Linked DNA regions of Homo sapiens: region 2 is linked to region 1. The links are chromatin contacts, found by Hi-C or POLR2A ChIA-PET in ENCODE. All regions are on one chromosome and are shown on one strand. The core of a region is the stretch at or near the end of the contact, and the rest is flanking DNA. Distances in the headings are between cores, read along the strand shown.

What was found. A loop is a pair of places that touch in the nucleus more often than their neighbours do. ChIA-PET counts read pairs that join two places held with the same protein, here RNA polymerase II (POLR2A). Pooled maps may share reads with other maps.
Region 2: a map of Caco-2 shows a loop between it and region 1 (2.1-fold over the local background). The contact joins two enhancer-like sites. A Hi-C loop is called at or near these places in 1 of 168 maps with a recorded cell type or tissue (Caco-2) and 1 of 50 pooled maps. POLR2A ChIA-PET finds 5 or more read pairs at or near these places in 5 of 52 experiments (A673, GM10248, GM12878 and 2 more).

The regions. Positions count from the first base shown.
Region 1 is chr4:40,402,786-40,409,072 of GRCh38, reverse strand. No RefSeq gene overlaps it. Among named protein-coding and RNA genes, the nearest start is that of RBM47-AS1, 20 kb to the left of the region's middle. Within about 2 kb of position 4,257, at least 12 of the 41 ENCODE cell types and tissues checked have a DNase peak (open chromatin) inside an H3K27ac peak, as active enhancers do.
Region 2 is chr4:40,446,859-40,453,145 of GRCh38, reverse strand. All of the region lies in intron 3 of RBM47 (RNA binding motif protein 47), which reads left to right. Among named protein-coding and RNA genes, the nearest start is that of RBM47-AS1, 24 kb to the right of the region's middle. Within about 2 kb of position 4,070, at least 8 of the 41 ENCODE cell types and tissues checked have a DNase peak (open chromatin) inside an H3K27ac peak, as active enhancers do.

The sequences.
Region 1 (6,287 bases), core at 3,008-5,507:
GCTTTGTAGTAAGTTTTAAAATTGGGAAGATGCTAATGTACCTTCAAAAATAAAAATAAGGCCGGGCATGGTAGCTCATGCCTGTAATCCCAGCACTTTGGGAGGCCAAGGTGGGTGGATCACCTGAGGTCGGGAGTTTGAGACCAGCCTGACCAACATGGTGAAACTCTGTCTCTACTAAAAATACAAAAAATTAGCCGGGTGTGGTGGTGTGCACCTGTAATCCCAGCTACTAGGGCGCCTGAAGCAGGAGAATCACTTGAACCTGGGAGACAGAGGTTGCAGTAAGCCAAGATCATGCCATTGCACTCCAGCCTGGGCAACAAGAGCAAAACTCCATCTCAAAATAAAGAAATAAATAAAAATAAAATAAATAAATAAGTAAAATAAAATCAAATTGGAAAGAGTGAGTCCTCTAACTTTATTCTTCTTTTTCAAGATTATTTTGGCTATCAGGGTCCCTTGTAATTTTGTATAAATTTTAGGATCAATTTTTCCATTTCTTCAAAAAAAACTGTTGGGACTTTTATAAGTAAGTGTTGCATTGAATCTGTAGATCACTTAGTGAAGTATTGCTCTCTTAACAAAATTAAATGATCCAATTCATGAACACAAGATGTTTTTCCTATTTACATGTTCTTTATTTATTTCAGCAATGTTTTATAGTTTTTAGTGTACAAGTCTTTTGTTTGTTTCTATCCTTTTTTTTTTTTTTTTTTTTTTTGAGACAGGGTCTCACTGTGTTACCCAGGGTGGGTCCACACTCCTAGGCTCAAGCAATCCTCCTGCCTCAGCCTCCCAAAGTGCTGGCATTACAAGTGTGAGCCACCATGCCCAGTGTCAGTGTACAAGTCTCCTATATCTTAGTTAAATTTATTCCAAAGTATTTTATTCTTTTTGATGCTATTGTAAATGGAATTGTTAATTTCATTTTTGGATTATTTCTAGTATATAAAATTACATCTGATTTTTGTGTGGTTTTAGCACCCATTTTAGTTATTTGTTTCATTTCTCAGATTATTCAGAATATGGAAGGGGAAAACAAGTGCTATTTACCAGGATTCTTTCAGAAACCAATACTTGATATACATACATTTGGCAGCCAAGAACATGAGATAAAGAAGATCAGACAGGAAGAACATGCACAATGACAAAGGAGGCAGGATGCAAATAGAACTTTGAGGAACATCAACAATTAGAGGGCAGTTAGAAAAAGAGGAGCCATGCATGTATCTGAGAAGCCACAGTCAGAGAAGCAGGAGGGTGGATTAGTCCGTTTTCATGCTGCTGATAAAGACATACCCAAGACTGGGCAATTTACAAAAGAAGGTGGTTTAATGGACTTACAGTTCCACATGGCTGGGGAGGCCTCACAATCATGGTGGAAGGCAAGGAGGAGCAAGTCACGTCTTACATGGATGGTGGGAGGTAAAGAGTGAGCTCATGCTGGAAAACTACCCCTTATAAAATCATCAGATCTCATGAGACTTATTCACTATTATGAGAACAGAATTGGAAAGACCTGCCCCCATGATTCAATTACCTCCCACCAGGTCCCTCCCACAACACATGGGAATTTGAGATGAGATTTGGGTAGGGACACGGCCAAACCATATCATTCTGCCCTGGCCCCTCCCAAATCTCATGTCTTCACATTTCAAAACCAATCACACCTTCTTAACAGTCCCCCAAAGTCTTAAGTCATTTCAGCATTAACTCAAAAGTCCCCAATCCAAAGTCTCATTCCAGACAAGGCAAGCCCTTCTGCCTATAAGCCTGTAAAATTGAAAGCAAATTAGTTATTTCTTAGATACAATGGGAGTACAGGCATGGGTAAATACAGCCATTACAAATGGGAGAAATGGGCCAGAACAAGGGACTACAGGCCCCATGCAAGTCTGAAATCCAGCAGGGCAGTCAAGTCTTAAAGCTCCAAAATGGCCTCCTTTGCTTCCATGTCTCACATCCAGGTCACACTGATGCAAAAGGTGGGTTCCCATGGTCTTGGGCAGCTCCACCCCTATGGCTTTGCAAGGTACAGCCTCCCTCCCAGCTTCTTTCACAGGCTGGTGTTGAGTGTCCGTCACTTTCAGGCACACGGTGCAAGCTGTCAGTGGATCTACCATTCTGGAGTCTGGAGGATGATGGTCCTCTTCTCACAGCTCCACTAGGCAGTGCCCCAGTAGGGACTCTGTGTAGGGGCTCTGACCCCACATTTCCTTTCCACACTACCCTAGCAGAGGTTCTCCATGAGGGCCCCGCCCTGCAGCAAACTTATGCCTGGGCATCCAGGTGTTTCCATACATTCTCTGAAATTTAGGTGGAGGTTCCCAAACCCCAATTCTTGATTTCTGTGCACTTGCAGGCTCAACACCATATGGAAGTGGCCAAGGCTTAGGGCTTGCACCCTCTGAAGCCATGGCTCAAGCTCTACATTGGCCCCTTTCAGCCACGGCTGGAGGAGTGGCTGAGATGCAGGGCACCAAATCACTAGACTGCACCCGGCCCACAAAACCATTTTTTTTCTCCTAGGCCTCTGGGCCTGTGATGGGAGTGGCTGCAAAGTTCTCTGACATGCCCTGGAGACATTTTCCCCATTGTCTTGGTGATTAACATTTGGCTCCTCATCACGTATGCAAATTTCTGTGGCCAGCTTGAATTTTTCCCCAGAAAATGGGACTTTCTTTTCTATCACATTGTCAGGTTGCAAATTTTCCGAACTTTTATGCTCTGCTTCCCTTGTAAAACTGAATGCCTGAGCCAGGCATGGTGGCTCACGCCTGTAATCCTAACACTTTGGGAAGCAAGGTGGGTGGATCACCTGAGGTCAGGAGTTCAAAACCGGCCTGGCCAACATGGTGAAACCCCATCTCTACTAAAAATACAAAAAATTAGCCAGGCGTGGTGGTGCATGCCTGCAATCCCAGCTACTTGGGAGGCTGAGGCAGAAGAATTGCTTGAACCTGGGAGGCAGAGGTTGCAGTGAGCTGACATTGCACCATTGCACTACAGCCTGGGCAACAAGAGTGAAACTCCATCTCAAAAAACAAAACAAAAAAAACTGAATGCCTTTAACAGCACCTAAGTCACCTCTTGAATGCTTTGCTTCTTAGAAATTTCTTCCGCCAGATACCCTAAATCATCTCTCTCAAGTTCAAATTTTCACAAATCTCTAGGGCAGGTGCAAAATGCTGCCAGTCTCTTTGCTAAAACATAACAAGAGTCACCTTTGCTCCAGTTCCCAACAAGTTCCTCATTTCAGCTGAGACCACCTCAGCCTGGATTTCATTGTCCATATCATTATCAGCATTTTGGTCAAAGCCCTTCAACAAGTCTCTAAGGAGTTCCAGTCTTTCCCACATTTTCCTGTCTTCTTCTGAGCCCTCCAAACTGCCCAACCTCTGCCTGTTACCCAGTTCCAAAGTTGCTTCCACATTTTTGGGTATCTTTCCAGCACTGCCCCACTCTACTGGTACCAATTTACTGTATTAGTCTGTTTTCACGCTGCTCATAAAGACATACCTGAGTTTATATATATTTTTTATTTCTATTTTTCTTGTATTTACAAGCCCATAACTAACATCGTAAGGTTTATGTATTTTACTTTCAGTAATGGCTGTGTTTAACCATTGGCTTGTCTAATTTCTGAAAATTTCACAATCAGCTCTCAGGAACCAGCAAAAGCCAGCTCCAGCCTGGGCTATAGGCATACTTTGAGCTAAGTGACACGTCCTTGCACAAAAGGAAGAGCAAGGACCACGGGGTCAGACAGACCTTTCTCAGACTTTCTTCTTAAGATAATCTGGGCCAGTCACTGAATCTCAGTTTCTTTATCAATAAAATAGGTGATAATATTAACCTCTTGAGGTTGTGATAAAGATTAGAGATCAATATGTAGAGACTGATCCATAATAAGGGTTCAAAATTACCAGAATAATCTTATTTTGCTATAGCTTTAAGCACAGCTTTAATACACAGAAAGATAATTGGGAGTGACCCAGGGTACAGTTGAGAGTTACCACGTCCCTCATTAAGTGTGGCATTTGTGTGAGGAAACAGATGCACAGAAGTTTCGCTTACTATATACTTCGCATGGACAGAGCACTGGAAACCTTTTCTCCAGCAGTATGGGAACAGGGCGAGCAGAGTATCAAGCTTGTGACAACCCTAGAAATGAGTGACTCAGCCTGTGATTGTATGGCCCCTCCAAGGCCTTCCTGGCTCCCCAGATGTATCCCTGACAGATGACTCAGAAACTTGACAACTCCACCTTTTAAATCTCAAATGTGTTACCTAAGTGGAGCAAGTTTCCCTTGAGCACGTCACATGGATCAGCTTATCAGTCAGCCCGGAGGACAGAGAACAGGGCCCCAGAGGAAAGGCACATGGGACAGGTAGTGTTTACGGGACAGAGGGAAGGAGGACTAGGGCAGAGGTTCTGGTGTGGAGTAGGGCCTTGCAGGGGACGGCTGGGACATGAAGGAAGGAAAAGACACCAAGCAGCAGGAGAGGGATGGGGCAAGAAGAGACACAAACCCAGCTCGGCCCCAACTCCCAGGGCTGTGAGGAACCTCTGATTTCACACCACCATATGAGAAAGCTAACATTCTCTTTGCTTTCTGTGTCCTCAGCGACAAGGGCCATGGATACAACTAATCAGGAAGTAAGTGCACAGTGGCTGGCACTTGATCCAACTTTAACTCGTTTGTCAACATTTCACAGCCTTTTTGGAGAGGTCTATGGAAAGCTGAGCTGAGAGCTATAATTCTTTCGTTCTGAGGAGGCCAGGTAGTTTCTTCTCCCTGTTGTACTGGTCTCTTACGAAACAGCAGCGCTTGCAACCTGCCAATCATGTCATGCCATGTCTTAGATGTGGAAAATCCAGCATTCTGACAAACCCACCAACAAAACAGGGTCTCACTTTAGAGAGTGGTGGCTGAGAGAGTGTTGGAAACCTGGCTTTGGCTGGGCGTGGTGGCTCACGCCTGTAATCCCAGCACTTTGGGAGACTGAGCCAGGCTGATCACCTGAGGTCAAGAGTTCGAGACCAGCCTGGCCAACATGGTGAAACTCCATCTCTACTAAAAATACAAAAAAAAAATTAGCCAGGTGTGGTGGCAGGAGCTTGTAATCCCAGCTACTTGGGAGGATGAGGCAGGAGAATCGCTTGAACCTGGGAGGTGGAGGTTGTAGTGAACCAAGATCACACCACTGCACTCCAGCTTGGGTGATAAGAGTGAAACACTGTCTCAAAAAAAAAAAAAAAAAAAAAAAGCAAAGAAAGAAAGAAAAGAAAAGGAAACCTGACTTTGTGCTAAGCTGGGGGGCTCCCCTGGGCAAGTCACCTGCCTTCTCTGGGCTTCCATTTTCTTTGTGTGAATCAGAGATTATAGCACCTATCCTGCAAGGTTGTGGTGAGGAGACATAAGGCAGGTAAAAGCTTTACCCTATAGCAGGTAACACAGTAGGAGCTTAATAAGTTGGGGCGACTGGTGTTATTTATACTGGGCCTGCGTGACCTTGGGCAAGTTATTTCATCTTTCTGCGTCTTAGTTTCCTCATTTGTGCACTGTGGGCCAGATGATCCAGGAGACATCTACTGGTTCTGCATTCTATTATTCTACGACAAACAAGATTCTTTGCCTTAGCTCTGGCCCTGCCTATCTAAGTAAGGGATTAGGCCATTTGCTTTTGCTGTTGCAATGCTCAGATAGCAAAGGCCTTTGACAACTGAGAAGGCTTGTTCACTCCCTCCCCTTGAACTGAGTTCTGAGGCTGTGGGACAAGGAGCAAACTGGAGTGTTTCTCTAAACACAGGATTAGAAAGGAGGCAGGGGTGCTGGGCAGCAGGACCTGGGTGTGTTGCGAACGGCCTAGAGCAGGGCTAAGGTCATGACAGGTATGCCACCACTTGCTCAGGGTCCCAGCACCGTCTCCTGGTATTCTAACCCCAAGGCAAGAGGTGGGGGAGATAAGACGGATCTCCACTTTCAGAAGAAAATTCCTCTCTGGACTCTGGTTGAATGAGGCAAAAACTTTTTCCTCCAAATGAGGCCCTGTGCATTATTATCATAAAGTAAGAGAGAGAGATGGGTGGATGAAGTCAATGCTTGTGTTTCCTGGTTGGAGGGGATGGAGGGGTAGTTTGAAGGCAGGTGGAACCCTATCGATGTTCTTAGCCTTGCTTAATATTTTGGGCTGTCCTAATCCTGAACTCAGGCATATCATGGGATAAGGATTGAGTACCTTGAACACAAGCAGAGGGAAAACCTTTCCCCACACCTGGG
Region 2 (6,287 bases), core at 2,821-5,320, 44 kb before region 1:
GGAAATGGGCCGGGTACAGTGGCTCAAGCCTGTAATCCCAGAACTTTGGGAGGCTGAGGCGGGCAGATCACAAGGTCAGGAGCTCGAGACCATCCTGGCCAACATGGTGAAACCCCGTCTCTAAAAATACAAAAATTAGCTGGGTGCAGTGGTGGGTGCCTGTAGTTCCAGCTACTCGGGAGGCTGAGGCAGGAGAACTGCTTGAACCCGGGAAGTGGAGTTTGCAGTGAGCCAAGATCAAGCCACTGCACTCCAGTCTGGGTGACAGAGTCAGACTCTGTCTTAAAAAAAAAAAAAAAAAAAAAGAAGGAAATCACAGTCCATTTAATTATTTGACAAATATTTATTGTCTTTTAAGTGTCAAGCTTTGAGGAGTTTATGATAACCAAGAAGAGACATAAATTCTGCTCTCTCAAAGTTTACATTCTAATTGTAGAAAAAAGGCTTAAAAAAAAACTGCAGTAGTGTTATGTATTATGAAAAGGCGGATGTTTATAATAGACGGTAGATTTGACCTGGCGGACGCTAGACTAAGGCTGACAAGATACAGAACTTCAGGTTTATCTCGTGCTTTTAATTCCTGAGTTTTCGGTCTCTTGTCCCCTTATAAACACTACTCAGGCCTCCTGCTTGCTTAGCAGAATACTTCATAAACAAATTTATAAAATCGTTTCTATTCCTCTGAATAAATAAAACTCCTGGTGCAAGAGCTACTCATTCTTTCACTGAGGACTCAGCCTGAACTTCCTAGTCATGGCTAAAGCTTCGTGGCTCTCCACTGTCTACCACAGAAAGTGAGAGACTTAGACCCTTCACAATCTGGTTTCATTTTCTTTTTGAGCCTCATCTTCTGCCCCATATCCACCTCCTACATTTCAGCTATTTGAGACCATTCCAGCATTTTTGCAAATGCCCACCTTTGCTCATAATGTTCCCTCTGCTCTGTCTCCTCCCTTTCCTTCTTTTTTTTTTTTTTGAGATGGAGTCTCGCTCTGTTGCCCAGGCTGGAGTGCAGTGGCATGATCTCGGCTCATTGCAGCCTCTACCTCCTGGGTTCAAGCAATTCTCCTGCCTCACCCTCCCAAGTAGCTGAGACTACAGGCACATGCCACCACACCCGGCTAATTTTTGTATTTTTAGTAGAGACAGGGTTTTGCCATGTTGGCCAGGCTGGTCTCGAACTCCTGACCTCAGGCAATCTGCCCGCCTTGGCCTCCCAAAGTGCTGGGATTACAGGCATGAGCCACTGTTCCTGGCCTCCCCTTCCTTCTTCATCTACCCTTGCCAGACTGTGAACTCCAAGGAACATGCAGTAGCCACCACTGTATCCCCAAGCATCTAGCACAGCCTCATACGCAGCCAGTGCTCAATTAGTGTTTGAATGAGCGAGGGAATGAATCAATTCATATGCAAATATTGTTTAATCATTTATTTTACCACATCATTGCCTTTTGCCTACAGACCTGTACAGATGCTGACTTTAGTACCAGTGAATTGACTGTATCCCAGAAGCCCATTTTCAGTGATTGTTCATAGTATGTCTTTAAAAAAAAACTGTAAATTTTAAGTAAGGGTTATTGCATTATTGAAGAAACCAGTAATGACATTTGAAAACAGCCCAAGTCTTAAAAACCAGATTGTCAGCAGTTCTCATGTGTCCATGTAGCAGCGGGGTCGGAATTTAAATGAGACAGTTGGATGCTTTAGACTGATTTCGGCAGTGATGTTTCTATGACCCAGGCCTGTCAAGTTTGCTGTGATGACAAGTCAATTAGACAACAGAACCATTCTTAACAAGCCTTTATGGTAGCTGTTGTTTTGTCTGAAAATTAAATTGATAGTGTTTCAACCAAATTAAATGAGTATTATTGTATCACAGAGACACTTACCTCAAACCCTTGAAAAATGTTGCACGTTTCTCAGTCTTGATAGCCTTGACTTTTTTTTTTTTTTTTTTTTTTGGTAGCTACTGCGCCTTGCCATGCTGCCCAGGCTGGTCTCGAACTCCTGGGCTCCAGCGATCCTCCCACCTCAACCTCACAAAGTGCTGGGATTACAGGCGTGAGCCACTGTGCCCGGCCAGCCTTGACTATTCGTAAGAGCCAGATCAAGACACCAGGCCCATGTTGAGGGAGGGCTGTAGAAAATAACAACTTCTTCTCTATTTAAAAAGTACCTACCATGTGTGCCAGTATATAATCATATTACACAGCTCCAAGATAGACTCCACCAGTAATTCTCGACAGAAAGCAATTTTATGCGCACCCCCTGCCCCCAGATTTGCAATGTCTGGAGACATTTCTGGTTGTCACAACATTGTGGAGGTAGGGGGCTTTTGCATCTAGTGGGTAGAGGACAGGGATGTTATGAAACATCTGAAAACACACAAGACAGCCCCTCATAACATAGAATTATCACAAATATCAATAGGGCTGAGGTTCAAAAACCCTGGGTTAGAGAACACCTATATTCCCTGAGCAGCTCAAATTCTGGGATTTTATGAAATTAGATAATATATGTGAAATAATTTTTTTTTTTCTTTTTTGAGACAGAGTCTTGTGTGTCACCCAGGCTGGAGTGCATTGGTGCGATCTTGGCTCACTGCAACCTCCGCCTCCCAGGTTCAAGCAATTCTTCTGCCTCAGCCTCCCAAATAGCTGGGACTACAGGTGCATGCCACCACGCCTGGCTAAGTTTTATATTTTTTTTTTTTCAGTAGAGACAGAGTTTCACTATGTTGGCCAGGCTGGTCTCAAACTCCTCAACTCAGGTGATCAGGCCGCCTCAGCCTCCCAAAGTGCTGGAATTATAGGCGTTAGCCACCTTGCCCAGCCTGAAAGAATTTTATAAATTGCAAAACACTGTATGAATTCAAGCTAGTGTTAAATGATAGAAGCCACTGTGGCTTCTCCTTCCTTTTCCTTTCTGGTGTCTGCCAGTCGGCCTTTCTGTTCCTTGCCAGATCCCTCAAAGGCTTAGGTCAAAGGAGCCAAGGTAAGGAGTGAAACTAGAAGTCCCTCCTACTGTTTGTTCATGGATTGGAAAAACGTTGGCCCGGGAGGCATATGTGTGCTGAATTTGTGAGTTTCATTTTTGTTGGTTTCAGCATTACCCCATCAACCTTTAGAGACAAAGTGTAAGTAATGCTTATTTAAAGGGAACAAGGCCAGGTGCGGTGGCTCACACCTATAAAACCAGCACTTTAGGAGGCCAAGGCAGGCGGATCATTTGAGGCCAGGAGTTCGAGACCAGGCTGGCCAACATGGTGAATCCTCATCTCTACTAAAAAAAGTACAAAACTTAGCTGGGCGTGGTGGTGCATGCCTGTAGTCCTAACTACTCCGGAGGCTGAGGCAGGAGAATCACTTGAACCCGGGCGGTGGAGGCTTCAGTGAGCTGAGATGGCGCCACTGCACTCCAGCCTGGGCGACAGAATGAGATTCCGTCTAAATAAATAAAGGGAACAAGATAATAGTTTCCTAACTGGTATTTGTGTGCTGCCAAACCCCTGCAGAAAATCTCCCCACTCCACCCCTTTCGGGAGGGTGGCTTCAGCCGTCTTGTAGTACACAGCAGGCCTCCCTGAGAACCCACAGCAAAAGGCCGCATTCTCAGGTGTGTGTTGATAGAAACGTCTGGGAAAATTGAGCCTCTTGGCTTTGCATCTGTTTATCATACACAAGCATTCATTGAATGATGTGCTTTGACATAACAAAATCTGTACAATCATCAACACAATTAAGACCCATTATGAATGAACGCTTTCTCAGATGAGCGAGGGGTGGGCAGAAGGCATGGCCCGGAATGTCATTATTCCCTTGTATCTTCAACCTCCCAGGATTTTACCTAAAGAAAGGAGAGTCAAGGAGAGATGTTTATGTGCCCCAAGGGCCATGCTTTTCAGTAGCAAGAGGTCCCTGCCTGTGATAGAAAAAAAGAGCCCGTGTTTCAAAGTCTTCGGCTTATTGTTTGACCTCCCAAGTAAATTCCATGTTCTGCCTCCATTTTGAGTGGAACTCCTTTTCCACTTTCAAACTCTGAGGTAATAGAAACATCCTGGTGCCAGGGGCCTGCCCGAGAGTGGGCGTGTCCTCTCCAATGTTTATTCTACTGGGTGGTGGTAACTTGGACCAAGGCAGTAAGATAAATGCTCAGGGTAAGGCCAAATCTTGGAAACCTTTTGCAGAAACTGTTTTTCTCTCTGATTTCCTACCCCACCCCCTCCTTCACCCCAAGTTTGGGGCAACATCTTCCTTTACCAAATAATCAAATAATTTTTCTGTAAACCATGAGGTTATTCTGAACTTTTGTGAGAGACTCCTCTCTAAAACACAAACTATGGCTTTTAAGTGGCATTCTTTAAAGTAATAATAATAATTGCCAAACTTTTTAAACAAATTGTGTGCCACACATTGCCAAATGTCACTTAGTCCTGGTGCTGTTACTAGAACCATCTTAGAGATGTGGAAATGGAACTAAGGTGATTTGCCTGAGGAGACACAGCTAGTAAGTGGCACAGTCATGACTTGAACTTAGATCTCTGACTCCAAAGCCTTTGCTCTTATGTGCATTGTGTGTGTTAGGTCATGCTTAAGACGTGATTATTAGGACAAAATTTTATGGTATGAATAAGGAACATCAAAATAGAAATCTAACCACAGAGATAGAATTATCTCTTGGATCAACACATTTTAAAACCCTCCACTGAATTAAATTCCAGGTAGTGATTGGAAGACACTGTACCCCACTGTATATAGCTTCAAATTGCAATTTGTCAGTTGGTCAGCAAATAAAGCTCTCCCAAGAATTCCAAATTGCATACTCATCTCAAACACACACACACACTCAAACACACACACTCACACTCACACACACACACTCTCACAGTCACACTCCAAGAGCTGTGAACCAAAGTTAACTTGTAGTCTTATTTATTTATTTATTTATTTTGAGATGGAGTCTCACTCTGTCACCCAGGCTGGAGTGCAGTGGCGCAGTCTCGGCTCACTGCAACCTCTGCCTCCCGGGTTCAAGCAATTCTCTACCTCAGCCTCCCGAGTAGCTGAGATTACAGGCACCCGCCACCATGCCTGGCTACTTGTTTTGTTTTTTTATTTTTTTATTTTTATTTTTTTGAGACGGAGTCTCTCTTTGTCACCCGGGCTGGAGTGCAGTGGCACGATCTCGGCTCACTGCAAGCTCCACCTCCCGGGTTCACGCCATTCTCCTGCCTCGGCCTCCAGAGTAACTGGGACTACAGGCGCCTGCCACCATGCCCGGCTAATTTTTTTGTATTTTTAGTAGAGATGGGGTTTCACTGTGTTAGCCAGGATGGTCTCGATCTCCTGACCTTGTGATCCACCCGCCTCAGCCTCCCAAAGTGCTGGGATTATAGGCGTGAGCCACTGCGCCTGGCCTGTTTTAAATTTTTAGTAGAGATGGGGTTTTACCATCTTGGCCAGGTTGGTCTTGAACTCCTGACCTTGTGATCCACCCGCCTCAGCCTTCCAAAGTGCTGGGATTACAGGCCTGAGCCAGTGCAGCGGACCGGTAGTCTTATTAATTCTAGAGTAAACTCATGCATGATTTTGATCCTAGGTAAACACTGGTATGTAAACATTGATAATATTTCCCAGTAGTACACTGGTATCCTTTGCCCTCTAAAATGTCCCAGTTCAAAGTTAAAATCCTAATGAAAGCTACTCTGAACAAACGCTAAAAAGAGAATTCAAATCCTTGATGATGTCTGCTTTACCTGTTTGCCTTGAAATTTTATTTTAACCCAACAAGTTCAAACTCTCCCTAAAACATAACAAAAATCCCTAGTTCAGAATAATAATAGCTTGATTTGAAGGTATATTTTTTCTGCTTGTTTTATATACAAAACTGTGAGTAAATGATTTATTTCAAATATATTGCCATGTTTATTTAATGCTAGCAGCCTTCAGTGAAGACTCATGCATTTTTAGTGTTGGGAAGAATAGCTGTGTGCTGGGAGGGTCCTACCTCAGGGGATTTGGCATCTACATAGATGGTTGGACATTTTGCATCCAATGTGGCAAGTCTCTTCATGTTCTTTCTGGGAGAGCTTCTGCAAAGTGCTTTAGCCAAGGATTAGGTGAGAAACAGGCTTACACATGGATGCATAAGCCACATCACCAGTGGAGAATCACACTGCCAGACAGCTTACCTGCTATGAAAGGAATCTGGGAGACTCTGATACACTAGTCTCCACCAGAACTCACAGGCTAGGCTTCTCTACTGACTGGTTTAAAGTTGGCTGGGAT